Regions from separate parts of the Homo sapiens genome. Here region 2 is linked to region 1. Evidence: read pairs that join two places in POLR2A ChIA-PET (ENCODE). Cell type or tissue: Caco-2. All regions are shown on one strand. Each heading gives the region's core, and the rest is flanking DNA. Links, peaks and the distances in the headings are about the cores only. Region 1 holds the start of MIR6854 (microRNA 6854). Region 2 overlaps ANP32B (acidic nuclear phosphoprotein 32 family member B).

Region 1 (7,661 bases), core at 1,645-6,644:
GCACAGAGGACAGATCTGAGCAGGGAAAGAGAGCAAGCAGGGAAAGATGCCAGGAGATGTTTGCAACTTATCTCAGCAGAAGTCGGGAGCCACTGATGGTTTTTGAGCCAGATAGTTATGAAACCAGATGAAGGTTTCGGGAAAGTTGGTTCAGCAAGTCCATTCAGCATTCACTCAACACACCCATATTAAGCACCTTCTATGTTTTGGGCACCGTTTAGGCATTGTAGGTGCATCAGTTAACAAAACGGACAATACCTCCGCCTCATGGCATTTATATTCCAGCTGCAGGGGTGGGGGTTAAGGAAGTCAAGCTTGTATTACTTATAAGCCACATAGTGTGTGGAAGATGAGAATGCGAAAGAGATAGGTAAAGGAGATTGGGAGTGCCATGCATGGGGAGGCATCATGTAGGGTGCCTGGAGTCTGGGAGACCAGTCAGGATGACAGGGTGTGGGGATGAGACCTGAGCTCCAGCAGTGGTGGCGGGAAGGACAGAAGGGCAGAAAGGCAGGGTTCAGCCTCATGCTCCTCTGTTCTTGTCTCCTTTCAGGAACACAATGCACAACATCCGTGGCAACAAGCAGGCCCAGGGAACAGGCCATGAACCTCCAGGGGAAGATTCTCCACAGAGTGGGGAGCCTCAGAGGGAGGAGCAGCCCTTGGCCTCTGACGCCAGCACCCCAGGTGAGCCTCTGTCCAGGGCTGAGCTGCCTTCAGGGACCAGCTCCTCACGGCTGGCACAAGTGCCTTCTTTCCTTCCAGCGAACCAGCATTTGTGCTTTTGTGTGTGTCTTAGTTGGCTTGGGCTACTTACTGAAACACCATAGACTGCGTGGCTTAAATAACAGATACTTATTTCTCACAGTTGTGTGGAAGCTGGGAGGTCCAAGATCAAGGTGCCGGCAGATTCAATGTGTGGTGAGGGCTCCCTTCCTGGCTTGCAGATAGATGGCCACCTTCTCACTGTGTGTTCACGTGGCCGAAAGAGCTCTGGTCTCTGCTGCTTATTCTAAGGGTACTGATCTTATCAGGGGCTCCACCCTCATGACATTAAATCTGATCACCTCCCAAGGGCCCCACCTGTTAATACCACCACGCTACTAAAAATACAAAAGTTAGCTGGGCATGGTGGCCAGTGCCTACAATTCCAGCTACTCAGGAGGCTGAGGCAGGAGAACCACTTGAACCTGGGAGGCAGAGGTTGTAGTGAGTCGAGATTGCACCACAGCACTCCAGCCTGGGTGACAGAGTGAGACTCCGTCTCAAACAAAACCAAAAACAAATGTACACATGTGATAAAATGGCATAGACCTATACACACATATTGTACCAACACCAGTTTCCTAGAGTTGATAGTGTACTATAGCTATGTAAGATGTCACCATCAGGGGAAGCTTGGTGAAGAGTACTTGGGACATGTCTGCACTATCTTTGCAACTTCCTGTGAGTCTATAATTTTTTCAGAGTAAAAAATTAAGAAGAGGCTGGGCATGGTGGCTCACGCTTGTAATCCCAGCACTTTGGGAGGCCAAGGCTGGAGGATTGCTTGAGCCCAGGAGTTCAAGACAAGCCTGGGCAACACAGGGAGACCCTGTCTTTACAAAAAAATAAAAAAATTAGCTGATCATGGTGCAAGCCTGTAGTCCCAGCTACTTGGGATGCTCAGCTGGGAGGATCACTTGAGCCAGGGAGGTCGAGGCTGCAGTGAGCCGTGATCATGCATGGGTGACAGAGTGAGACACTGTCAAAAAAAAAAACAGAAAAAGAGAAAGAAGAAAAGAAAAAGCACCCTTTGGAGCAGTCAGTGCCTGGCAGAGCCCTAGAGAGCACAACAAGCAGTCCAAGAGAAGGCCAGTGCTATATCGGATGAGTCACCATCATCATAACACTAGCAGTTACTTCATGCCAGTGCGGCAGTAAGCATTTTTTTTGGCAACAACTTTATTAAGATATATTCATGTACTATACAATTCACCCATTTAAAATGTGTAATTCAGTGGCTTTCTGTATATCCTCAGAATTATGCAGCCGTCACTATAATCAATTTTAGAACATTTTTATTACCCCAAAAAGAAACCTGCACCCTTAGTCATCAACCTTAATCCCCACTGCCCCATAACCCTAGGTGGCCACTCATCTTTCTTTCTCTATGGCTGTGCCTGTTCTCGACATCTGCTGTGAGTGGAATATACCAAGGAATATACCATGCTGTGACTGGCTTCTTTGACTTAGTAGAATCTTTTCAAGTTTCATCTGTGTGTACCAAGCACTTTACCTACCTTGACCTATTTAATTCTTACAGCAACTGGAACTGTATATATTGTATATATTGTTGTTATCCTCATTAGATTAATAAGGAAACTGAGGCATGGAAGGGTGGAGTGACTTGCTCACGGCCACAGAGTGAGTGACAGAACAAAATCTAATATATAAAGCAGATAAATCCACCATAAGTTGAAAATATCATAAGTTGAAAATGCATTTAATATACTTAACCTATTGAACAGTATAGTTTTGCCCAGTCTATCTTAACCATGCTTGGAACACATACATTTGGGCAAAATCATCTAACACAAAACCTATTTTCTAATAAAGTGTTGAATATCTCAACACTGTGTTAAACTGTGTTAAACGGTGTTTACACTGTGTTAAACAGTGGTTGTAATCAGATTTTTAAATGGAGGAAAAGATTATTTTTATGTCAATAAATCTTTTCTAATATGTACAAATGAGTTTCTTGAACACTAATAAAAAACACCTAAATTCTTTTTGAGACTCTAAATGAGCTACAAATTAAAAAAAAAAAAAAAAAAAAAAAAAGCAGAGTTGAGGCTGGAGTTGGAGTCTGGACTCCTCCTCTGCTCCTCTTACTCCACCTTCCTCTCCCAGTCAGCCCTTGAGGCACTCCTATGAAATCCAGGGCACTGATTGAACACCACTGTCTTAGGCCTTATTTTCTCTAATTATAAACTGGGCACTGTGAGGCCTGCCCTGCCTGTCCTCAGAGTTGGTGCACAGTCATGTATCAGAGGGCAGCAGTGCTACAAGGAGCTTCCCTGCTCCCCTATACCCCATTACAGGAAGGAGAAAGAGGTAGTACATATTTCTGAGCTCTGCAGGCTGCCTTGTACCCAGTGTAACCTGATTTCTCTTCGATCTGGAACAAGACTGTTCTGGTTTTGCACTCAGCAAGGCACTGTTGTTTTGTTCGTTTGTTTTGAGTCAGAGTCTCGCTCTGTTGCCCAGGCTAAAGCGCACTGGCATGATCTCGGCTCACTACAACCTCTGCCTCCCGGGTTCAAGTGATTTCTGGCTAATTTTTGTATTTTTAGTAGAAACGGGGTTTCACCATGTTGGCCGGGTGGTCTCGAACTCCTGACTTCAAGTGATCTACCCGCCTCAGCCTCCCAAAGTCCTAGGATTACAGGCGTGAGCCACCACGCCCGGCCGAGCAAGGTACTGTTTTTGCACTCAGTGTCTGGTTCCTGTCACCTACTGGAGTAACTCTTTATTTGTTCAAGACTGTTTGGCCAGCCCTTGGCCTGGTCTCATGCTAAGTCATTTGGCCTATCCCCAAAGCCCTGCGTGTCCCCTATCCTGGGATGCCATACCACATTCTTATTTTCAACACCTTTAACACTTTAGTCCCAAGAAATAGGTAATAGTTTACTAAAATGCATACTCCTGCAAATGAGTAATTTGGTTAGGAGATTTAGATAAGATCAATTTACGATCCTACAAAATATCTGAGAGTAGGCAGTAAATGTGGCTGTAAGCTCAGCAGCCAAGGCAAAGAGGGAAATGCAAGCAGCTAGATTATTTCCAGTGTCCATAAGACTAAAAACATATTTTCTTATAAGAAGCAAAGCTTTTCTTGGAAGTTCCTAGGGCTGAAGGGAATTTCTTCTGCTGGGGACTCATAATAGGCATGATGTATATATCCCATGTGAACAAGCTTCTCAAGGGCCCTTGGCTACATAGTCAGGCCCTTAAATGTCCCTTGATGCAGGCTGATGGCAGAGACCAGAAGCACAGCTGGGTCAGGGCAGGACAAGGCAACACAAGGGAATGATTCTCTGATGTTTGGTTTGATTTAAGAATAAAATTTTGATGACTTAAAAACAGTGGGTGGCAAACATTTTTTGTAAAGAGCAAGATAGTAACGATTCGAGGCTTTGTGGGCCATAGGGTTTCTGTTTTAAGCACTCAGTTCTGCCTTTGAGGAGTAAAAGCAGCAATAGACAGCACATAAACAAATGGGCATGGCCGTGTTCTAATAAAGCTTTATTTGTAAAAGCAGGCTGTGGGCTGGATTTGGCCTGTGAACCATAGGTTGTAACCCAGGAGATAAAAGGACTATGCATCCTTGAGACAATCAACTGTGGGGGAAATATATCTCTTAACTTAGCTTGGAATAAGAAGAATCAAGTTAAATGCTTGAGCTGCTCTCTGGAGCAAGAATGCAGAGTACAGACATTCATTTTGTGTTCCTATCATCAGACAGATCTGTGTGCTTTGAAAATCTCCTAGTACATAGAGGTGGGATCCTGAAATAAGGAACAGAACATCCTGCCAGGGCTTGTGCCTGAGGAGAAAGCCACTTGGCAAACACCAGCAGGGTGGCATGAGATAGACCAATGCAGGCTGGGTGGGATCTGAAGGAAGGAGACAGGCACAGTTTAGCAGATGGGCCAGCACAGTGCAATAACGTTTATGTAGGCCAGTGGTTCTCACAGTCTAACCCCTGGACAAGCTGTGTCAGCATCACCTAGGAACTTTTTAGAAGTGCATATTCTCAAGCCCTGCCCCAGACCTATTAAATCCAGAGCTCCGAAATTAGGGCCCAACCATCCGCATTTTAACAAGCCCTCCAGGTGCTTCTAAAGCAAGCTCAGGTTTGAGAACTGCTGATGTCATCAGTCATAACTTCTGCGTTTCTCCTCTTGAGCAGGGAGAGAGCCAGAGGATTCTCCAAAGCCTGCACCCAAGCCTTCTCTGACCATCAGTTTCGCTCAGAAAGCCAAGCGCCAGAACAACACCTTCCCATTCTTTTCTGAAGGAATCACACGGAACCGAACTGCCCAGGAGAAAGTGGCAGCCTTGGAGCAACAGGTTCTGATGCTCACCAAGGAGTTAAAGTCTCAGAAGGTGAGGTCTGGTCCCAGGGAGGCCCCAGGTTCCAGTGGACCCCTCCAGTTCCTGGAGCCTTTCGGATAAGCTAGATGGGACGCATTAGCCGTGCTGGGCACCAGCTACTCTCTGGTCTTTAAAGGCCAAACTGCAGAATGTTGAAATATGCTGTTGATTACTCAAGAACCTGATGTCACTCAAAGTAAGTCACAAAAGGGCACCAAGGGCAGGTATCTCTGGAGATCTACTCTAATAACTGTCTCTTGGACCCCTCCTGGAGGGCCATGCATGGTCTCACCCCCTACCCAGAAAATGACATTATTTAGAGGCAGGTGATCTGGATGCAGGGTCATGGGAGGGGCTGTCGATAGAACTGGGGGGAACTTTGACCTGGCAGCCGATATCTGGGCACAGATATCTGAATGACCGTCACAAGACTGTCACAGGAGAAAGCAAACAAGCAGCATGTGTGTGGCCCAGGGCTAAGCCAGGACCAACACAGAAACAGTGAAAGGAATATTTGGGCTTAATATGGTAAGAAGTTAATTACGAGAGTTACAAGAGCTATATAATAATTGTAGAAAACAGATCTCATACACACAGACATTAAAACTACTCCAAAATCCTACATCCCAGAGAGTAAATGGTATTAAAAGCCAGGGGCTACCTTATGAAGTAGTGAGGGTCCCAGGGCAAAGATGTGAGAGGGCTGCAGCTCCGGGCGGGAGCCCCTCTTTAGAGTGATAAAAGCGACTAAGTTAGGCAGTTGTTACATAAATCCCAACGGTGGGGCCTGGTAGGACCTGTGGTGGCAGTGGCGGGCTCCAGTGAGGGCCCAGACTCCTTTTCCTCTAGAGGAAGGCCTAAGCTTTTGTGTTTGAACTTTGGCTGCCCGGAGGCCCTTTCTGCTTTGTTTTCCAGCCCTGACTCCAGAGGACTTAGGCTGGGGAGGTGGGGCTTATGCCCTATTACCTTCTGAATATTTCTTATAACTTGTACATTTCTTCTTTTCTTTTCTGCCCTATTTTGGTGGGAAGAAATCTAGAAAAAATGCTCTCCCTATACCTAGTTTGGCCCCTCGTCTGCCTTTTCTGCCCCTAAGCAGTGACCACTGTCAGCAGATCTCAGGGGAACCGGCAGAGGCTTCATTCCTGGCATGTCAGAAGTTACTTTTTTTTTTTTTTTTTTGAGACAGAGTCTCATTCTGTCACCCAGGCTGGAGTGCAGTGGTGCAGTCTTGGCTCACTGCAACCTCTGCCTCCCGGGTTCAAGCGATTCTCCTGCCTCAGCCTCCCAAGTAGCTGGGATTACAAGCACCTGCCACCATGCCCAGCTAATTTTTTTTTGTTTTTTGGTTTTTGTTTTTAGTATTTTTATTAGAGACTAGGTTTCACCATGTTGGCAAGGCTGGTTTCGAACTCCTGACCTCAAGTGATCTGCCCACCTCAGCCTCCCAAAGTGCTGGGATTACAGGCGTGAGCCACCGTGCCTGGCCAGGAGTTACATTTAGTGAAGCAACTGGTGATTAGACATTAGAGTTCTCAAAGGAGGGGGCTCATTTATTCATACGTTCTTAACTCATGTGTTTATTCACCAAATTTTTATTAAGGGCCTGTTATGTGCATGCAGTGTTCCAGGTGCTGGGAAAGAACAATGAGCAAAAGACACAGGCTCTGCCCTTACAGCTTGCATTTCATGGCAGAGACAGACATTAAACAAAGCAACACCCAAATGTGTAGTTATAACACGTGAGGTCCCCTCTGCTGCTGCTTAGCAGCCCAGCTGTCTTTTCCTCCTGTCATCATGGTGCTCCAGTTCTGAGGCTGCTGGACGCTCCTGAGAGCTGAGAGGGCATGAAACAGAGCCATAGCAGCTACTTGATCCCTGGACTAGTAGAGCTTAAATCCGAAACCCAAACCTGGAAAGAAAAAGAAATCCTGAATATACGGGCAGCCTCTCTTGACACAGCCTTTCTTTCTAAGACATTACAAATTGTCAGATGAAGTAGAAAGGCCCCAGGAAACCTAGATTTCATGAAAGTTTGCCCCTGATTGCTCTGCATCTCTGGAGGACTCATCATTCTTCAATAAATAAAGGCAAGATTCTTGGAGATTAATAAGGGTTGACCAGGCTATTGACAACTCCCATATATTCAGAGGGAAATTGTCAGGAGGAAGTTGTTGATGCATTGAAGAATCTGGATTTTTTTTCTACCAGGTAACCTTCCACCAAACCTCGACTTTGTGTCCTGGGACAGAGGGTCAAAAGGAGAATGAGTTGTGATTTATTTAGTTTATCCAATTATTGTGCAATAGGAGTGGATTTGTTTACTCTCCAACCCATTCCACAAATGAACTTCAGTCTTCAGGGTGATTCAAAGAACCAGCCTTTAAATAAGACAGCACAGGCTCAAATTCTGGCCCTAAGCAAGTTTCTTAACCTATCTAAGCCTCAGTTTCCTCTTCTGTAAATGGAGTTGCAGCCGTGTTTACTGGAGAGACCTGTGCCCAGATTCATAAAGCCCAGTA
Region 2 (7,661 bases), core at 1,314-6,313, 240 kb after region 1:
ATTGAGCACCCAACATGCATTATTTCCAAACTTCACAGCAATTCTGCAAGGTCAAGTAATACCACCAGTTTACAGGTGAGGAAATTGGGCCTTAGAGAGATTAAGTAACCTGCAGAAGTTTGCCCATCAAGGAAATGCTAGGGCTAGAATTCAATCCCATATCTGCCCAGTTCCAAAGGCCATGTGCTTTCTGCTACACTAAGTGCTTCCTTACAGGTAAAATCATACATTTTCCCTTCCCAGGATCGTTCTCTTTTACTGTTAAAGAAAAAGCACTTACCTTTTTCAATTTAGGCAGCTTGGGGAGATTTGAAACTGAGATCAAGCCTACATTTATTAAACTGAGGAACTCTAAGTTCACAAATTCAGCTGTTAAGCCCTCAATTTTTCCATCATTTGATTTGCAATTGTCCAAGACAAGTTCTCGAACCTGTGGATGACAAAGAAAAAAGGATAAGCTCTCAAAAACACATTGAAAACAAACAACAATGCAGAAACTTCTACCATAAATATCCTGCAAAAACACCCATATATACAGGCAGCCTCTTACTTAGACCTAGATCATAGTTATAAAAAGATAAAAACTGATTAAGCCTTCAGTAACAATATACTGACAGGTTCAAAGATGGAATATTATTCCATGGGTATAAACACTTACGCTCTTTGTTTTTCCAGAAACAGAAACTATACTTTTTAAGATATAAGTGAAGTAAGCGTATTCCCCTTATTTCTTTTCTCCAGCCTGTTCCCCAAAGGGCAGCTTTTATCTAAATGCAAATGCAGAATGAAGACACTCTTTAGGCTGGGTCTACCTTAAGGCCCAGAAGATGACCCCTGGAAAAGAGGAAAGCTTTATGTTTCCTATCAAGACCACTAAGAGATTCTGGCTAGAGGTTTCTGCACCAACGCACTTTCCAACTCTGGTTTTAGTAATCTTTGCCAAGATTATCTTGACACTGGGAAAAAAAATCAGGATGCAAGAGTCCTTAATTCAAAACAAAGATCAATCTGGATTGCACTTGAGAAAGATGTTTCTAGCAGAGAACTGCTACATAATAAATTAAATTGCATTTTCAGGCTACACAGTCTCTTTTTCAGAATTTAAGTCCATCCAAGAGTATCACATCTGGCCGGGCGCAGTGGCTGACGCCTGTAATCCCAGCACTTTGGGAGGCTGAAGTGGGCAGATCACCTGAGGTCTGGGGTTCAAGACCAGTCTGGCCAACAAGGTGAAACCCCCTCTACAAAAATACAAAAATTAGCCAGGCAAGATGGCGAGTGCCTGTAATCCCAGCTACTTGGGAGGCTAAGGCTGGAGAGTCGCTTGAACCTGGGAGGTGGAGGTGGCAGTTAGCCGAGATTTCGCCATTGCACTCCAGCCTGGGCAACAGAGTGAGACTCCATCTCAAAAACAGTATCACATCTGATGATTTGAACTTTTGAATATTGATTATTTAATAGTCTACATGCAGATCCACCACAATAATCCATATTGCCATTCTTGCTCTATGATCATCCTGAAACTTGCAACTTTTTAGCTCACTTTGATCTACTCACAGTGATGCAAATTACCATTTTAACTGCACCAACAAAGGCATTCTTTTAGTGAACCTACCATATTTAATAGCATTAATCAAGCATGTATACAGTAGGGAGATGCTGACAGTCTGAAAAGAGAAGAGGAGCTATTAACAGTGTCCTCATCCTCTCATACAAAATCCAATGATGCTACTCTAGTAATTGCTATCAATTATAGAGTACTTAATCATTTATTCTTTTTACCACCACTCTCCTTCCCCCATTTACAGAGAAGGAAACAGATTTCAAGTCAGCAATGCCCACAACATAGTAAGTGCCTAACCGCTTCTCACTACCCTGTCTACTTCCTCTTCAGAAGCCAGGCATCCTTTTTACTCTTTACATCCACTTACTTCTTCCTTCCTTCCACTTTTCTTTAGGTATCTCTGCCATTCTTCCCTTTTCTGATAAGAAATGGGCACATCTGAAAACTTAATAGGTCAACTCTGACAAAAGCTGGGCTCTGGAGACATATGCCGGGGGTTGAATCCTGGTTCACCTCTGCCACTCAGAACTTGTGCGACCTTGTGCGAGTCACTTAACTTCTCTGTGCCTCAGTTTCCCATAAAGTGGAGATAATAGTACCTACCTCATGAAGTTGTAGAGACTAGGGCTTGGAACATTATAAATGCCCAGAAAGTAACCTCTGGGTAAAGGGAATGGGAAATGTCAGTGACCTTTGCTGTTTACTTTACTTATATCTGTACTAAGTTTTTTACAACCATGTATTTATTCTGTATTAAAAAGCAACTAAACATAAAACCAACGAACCATTAAAATTTTAAAAAGGTCGACTGTCATCACCCACCAATGTAAACAGTATACTGCAATACAATTAAAATGTTCCCATTTAGCTTGGGAGAGTTTCTATAATTTTATCCAAAATAATCCAAAAACGTTATACAAAATACACCAATATGCCAAAAGTGAAGTGAAGAAGAATTAAGAGTTAGCCACACTGCCTCTCAGCTCACAGAGTGAAATCACCTCTTAAAGACATTTCTTTCAACTTGCAAAATTCCACTTGAACCACTGCAAGGCGTCATCAGAAAGTATCACAGGACTCAAATGCAGGTTAAAAAATGTTTTTGCTGGCTGGGCGTGGTGGCTCATGCCTGTAATCCCAACACTCCTGGGAGGTCAAGGCGGGCGGATCATCTAAGGTCAGGAGTTCAAGACAGCCTGGCCAACACAGTGAAACCCCATCTCTACTAAAAATACAAAAATAAGCCAGGCATGGTGGCGTGTGCCTGTAATCCCAGCAACTTGGGAGGCTGAGGCAGGAGAATTGCTTGAACCTGGGAGGCAGAAGTTGCAGTGAGCTGAGAATGTGCCACTGCACCCCAGCCTCGGTGAAAAAGGAGACTCCATCTCAAAAAGAAAAAGAAAAAAAAAGTCACCGCTAGACTAAGCTTCATGATGACAGGATCATGTATATTCTGGTTACCACTATATCACTGTGTAAGAGCCTACATAACTGCGGAATGAGGAAAAAAACGGTCACAGGTTTGTCAGCAATATTGTACAGAGGTTTGTGTCACAATTGTGGGGGACTAAGATGAAAACCTGGACATAAAAGGGACCAACTTTCTGATCACAGAGTATTTTTTAAGAAAGCACAGTGTGTGGATATATTATAAATCACTTTACAATCCTTCGTGTTGAACATTTGTGCTCAATTTTCCCTACTATAAATAATGCCATATCTTTACTTAAAATGTCTTCTGTATTTAGGACTGTGTTTTCAGAATCCATTGCTAAGTGAAAGAATACAAACATCTGAGTGTGTTATTAGTTAAGAGTTCTTTATTTAAAATGTCAACTTCTCTTTTAAATGAGTAGTTCATTTTAACTGCCACAAAATTATTTTCTGATTTATTTGACTGTTACTTTTTGTAACCTCTCGATTACGGAAATTCTGGCTATTTGCATTTATCTTGTTCTTGAGGATATCTTCTATTTTTTTTACCCTAAGTGAGGAAAAAATAAATACCCCAGCAGAAACACTAACGAAGGACAGACAAGCTCTAAAAGACACAAATAGCCAACACTAAAAAAAACTGTTCAAGGCCAGGTGCAGTGGCTAGTGCCTACAATCCCAGTATTTTGGGAGGCAGAAGTGGGAGGACCACCTGAGCCCAGGAGTCCAAGAGTCACCTGGGCAACATAGGGAGACCCTGTCTCTACAAAAAATAAATAATTATCTGGGCATGGTGGTGCATGCCTGTGGTCCGAGCTACTTGAGAGGCTGATGCAGGAGGATCACTTGAGCCCAGGAGGTCCAGGTTGCAGTGAGCCATTATCATGCCACTATGCTCCAGCTTGGGCCACAGAGACCCAGTTAAAAAAAAAAAAAGTTTGGCTGGGCACGGTGGCTCACGTCTATAATCCCAACCACTTTGGGAGGCTGAGGCGGGCAGATCACCTGAGGTCAGGAGTTTGAGACCAGCCTGGCCAACCTGGCGAAACCCCATCTCTACTAAAAATACAAAAAAATGTGCCGGGCATGGTGGTGTGCACCTGTAGTCCCAGCTACTCGGGAGGATGAGGCAGGAGAATGCTTGAACCCGCGAGGCGGAGGGTTGCAGTGAGCCAAGATTGCGCCACCGCACTCCAGCCTGGGCACCAGAGCAAGATTATGTCTCAAAAAAAAAAAAAAAAAAAAAAAGGTTCAACTGTAAGCAGTAAAAGTGCATATTAAAAATGAGGTATCATTCTACTCTTGTTGGAGGAGGGACAGCTCCTTCAAGAGAGATGGCTAGGATGGACACAGATGTAGGTGAGTTTGTTAAGTGAGAATGAGAAGTTCAGGAAATGAATACCTGAGACCTTTAATTGCCTCTACCAGTAAGAGGCAATAAGATATACTGGGATAAATAGGGCAGAGAGTTGTTGGGCTAGGCAGAAAAGGCAAGTCCCTTGACTTTTCCAGAAAGGCTGAGAATGTAAAGAAACATGCCACCCCAAGAACAGAACGCCAGAAGCATACTGAGAAGATGAGTCACTGGGGAATAAGCACAGAGGAGAATGGGAATTACTGCATAAAGCAGAGACCACTGGAGGGCCCCACTTAGGGCTGTACCCAAGGATAGCAGGTCTAAATGTTCCATCAGCCAACTTCAAGGTTGTTGAAAGTTCTTAACAGGACCTTGATGAAAGGTATTCTGAGCTCGGATATTGTTTCAATGGCAGAAAAGTGGCATTTGAGGTGCAGAAAAAGTGTATTTACATGTGCAACACACATACACAGGTGCACTCACACTCAGTGATAACTGAGTAGTTAGAATTTAGGGCTTATATACCTAACTTAGAAGAGGAAAGGACAGCAGGAGAAAAACCTTTTGGGAAGAACAGATTTCTTTAGGGAACACAAATGGTATTTTCAGAACAAATGAGAGATCAAGTTTACAATGTCTGTCTACATAGGTATGAGTGGTCTTTCTTTTCTTAGGGCCAAAAGACTACCCCTCCAACCCCTACCAGAGGTTTACTCTTGGCCTCTCTCCTGGGAACAGACTCACTCCAAAGGGAGAATTTATGTCAGCCCTCGTTTGTGACATGTATTTGCTTTTAGCCAGATAAACTCCAAGTAGGCTTCTCTCTGCATCTGTTGAATCTCAAATCTCTTCAGTTTAAAACAATCTTTATATCAACTCTGGGGTTCTCAGTGGATCTCCACAGAGGTAACTAAGCCTCATCTCTTTTCATTCCTTCCTGGGTATAGAGATCTAGACTGCCTTGCAAAGGAGATAACAGCTTTGGAAGAGTGTAGTTGAGACAGTGAGTGGAGCTGGGGTCAAGATGATCCCACAGCTTCCCAATCTAGATTCAGAATAAACCAGAGGTCCTAATCAAAGGAGAAAAGGCCCTAGTTTCTTCTTATATCTCAAATCCTCCCAGAGCTGCTATCTAATGAAGAAAGTTAGGCAGGCACTTGTTCATTTGTGCTTAAATCTGAGGGATCTATTTGATCCAAGAGTTAACTGGCCTTCTGCTTGAAGATGGACAGTTTAACTTTTGGGGCCAAATTCACTCCTCTTCTTCCCTCATGCTCCAATTAAACTTGCCTTTTCTCAAACACAAATTTAAGGTAAACACTTAAAAATGAAAAATCCATACTACCTCCTACTTAACTCATATTTGTTTTCTACAGTTACCAGCAAACAGTAGTTTCCTACTACTTTTTCATTGAAAAATTTGAACTATATTGCAGCCAAATACCTTTTCAGATCTGACTGGAGGATATAACAATGATTTATAACACTACCTCTATGAAAAACAAAACACATTTTAAGTTCTAAATGGCAAAATGCCTATGAGGTCCTTCTTTAAGTTATGATGAGTCTAGGTCATGGGAATATCCCTGGGGATTGGAGCTGGGGGCCACAGGAGATGGAAACATTTTTTTTCCTTTCATTCTCTTCAATTTGCTCATTTGCCACTCCCCTAGCTATTATGAAAAAAGATCAACTTTACCTAACTGGTGGGGCGATGCTCTCCAATTATACCAGCTGTCTCTGCCATAAAAGGAGGAAAGGGTATGGAGGAATTAAAGATCTTTCTGAGTTGTCAATTCTTTTAATTAGAACAATACTGGTTATTATGGTAAGTGAAATAATCCCAAAATATAGAAAGTAATTCCTGCCATCCTTGCAATTTCCATTCTTCTGAGTTAACCAGTATTCAAATCTTCTACCCATTATTTTAAAATAATGTTTCTAAATTAATAGAACTTTTTATTATTTTATTTTTATTTTTGAGATGGAGTCTCGCTCTTTTGCCTATGCTGGAGTGAAGTGGTGTTATCTTGGCTCACTGCAAACTCTGTCCCCGGGGTTCAAGCAATTCTCCTGCCTCAGCCTCCAGAATAACTGGGATGACAGGTGCCTGCCACCACACCTGGCTAATTTTTGTATTTTTAGTAGAGACGGGGTTTCGCCATGTTGCCCGGTCTGGTCTTGAATCCCTGACCTCAGGTGACCCACCCTCCTCTGCCACCCAAAGTGCTAGGATTATAGGCACGAGCCACTGTGCCCAGCCTGGAACGGATCTCTATTAGTGGTTCTCCAATGTGTTTAGGTAGCACGACTGCTGGCATTAAGGAAGGAAACACCAATATTCTACTGGTGGGTATTTAAAGACGGGAACCATTCTGAAAAGCAATCTGGCAGATGGAAAAAAAAATCACATTATAAGATGCTCATTTCAGCAGTATTTAAAACAGCCAAAATCCCTGTGAACAACCTGAGAGGGATGTTTAAATTATGATCTATGCAGACATTAATAATGAGTCTATAAAATAAGGACACACACAAAGATGTTGACTGTATTTTTTTTCTAAAAAAAAAAGCAACAAGCTAGCTAGCATTTGGATTATTTGCATGAACCAAGTTTAGAAAAAATTTAAACATTCTGGTAGACTATAATACACTAAAGTGTCTAGATGGTACGTTAGGCATGTATGATGTCTATCTTCTTTTTGCTTGTCTATACCTACAATTTTTTGGCCTATCTATATCTAATTTTTCTTAAACGAAGATGTATTACTTATACAAGGAAAAAAACCCCAATTAGTTGCTATGCAACCAACTAGAATATCCAATTGAGCTCAAAATTACATCACAGTAGACACAACAAAAGAGGTCAAAAGCTGGGGAGGGGGTGCGGATCAAAAAAAGATGGAAGTTAAAGACAATCTACATTTTTTCTCAGTAAATTGGGACTACGTAAAGACTTTTATTTTGGTATATGAAATGTCACAGTCCAGCATATAGCACACCAGCATTTCGCAGGTGCATAGACTGCAAGCCACAGTAAGGAACTGCTTGGCTTTCTAACTTTGAATGAAAAACTCAGAGCTGATAGGAAGGCTGACTGTCCCCAGATGCGTGGTTAATGAGGTGCTTCTAACAGAGCGACATGTTCAGTTTACTGGAAGGATAAGAATCTCACATAAAGAACAGGTATTCTTTTCCAATTTTAGAATACAACTAAATGTGGTTTATATCTAGCTACTGCATGTCAGTGTCTTCTCATTTTACTGACAAGACCTCCAATTTCCATGGTGTATATATGGTGTATTC

What was found. ChIA-PET counts read pairs that join two places held together with the same protein. Peaks named below come from ENCODE experiments on the same cell type or tissue, not always from the same donor. Only the 100,000 strongest peaks of a DNase experiment are listed, where the experiment ranks them.
Region 2: POLR2A ChIA-PET joins it to region 1 with 10 read pairs; 3 of 35 experiments call an interaction of 5 or more read pairs at or near these places.

What each region holds. Positions count from the first base shown.
Region 1 is chr9:98,226,442-98,234,102 of GRCh38, reverse strand. TBC1D2 (TBC1 domain family member 2) reads left to right here. Exons shown (of 13, transcript NM_001267571.2): 4 at 554-687; 5 at 4,955-5,151. MIR6854 (microRNA 6854) reads left to right here and starts at 4,886; the gene lies at 4,886-4,954. In Caco-2, for the core only: no CTCF peak of the experiment used is centred there; DNase peaks (open chromatin) are centred at 3,532, 5,472 and 6,011.
Region 2 is chr9:97,987,400-97,995,060 of GRCh38, reverse strand. It overlaps ANP32B (acidic nuclear phosphoprotein 32 family member B), which reads right to left. Exons shown (of 7, transcript NM_006401.3): 2 at 281-430. LOC124902225 (a long non-coding RNA gene) reads right to left here. Exons shown (of 2, transcript XR_007061685.1): 2 at 3,367-6,095. LOC124902226 (a long non-coding RNA gene) reads left to right here and starts at 7,258. Exons shown (of 3, transcript XR_007061686.1): 1 at 7,258-7,541. In Caco-2, for the core only: no CTCF peak of the experiment used is centred there; no DNase peak of the experiment used is centred there.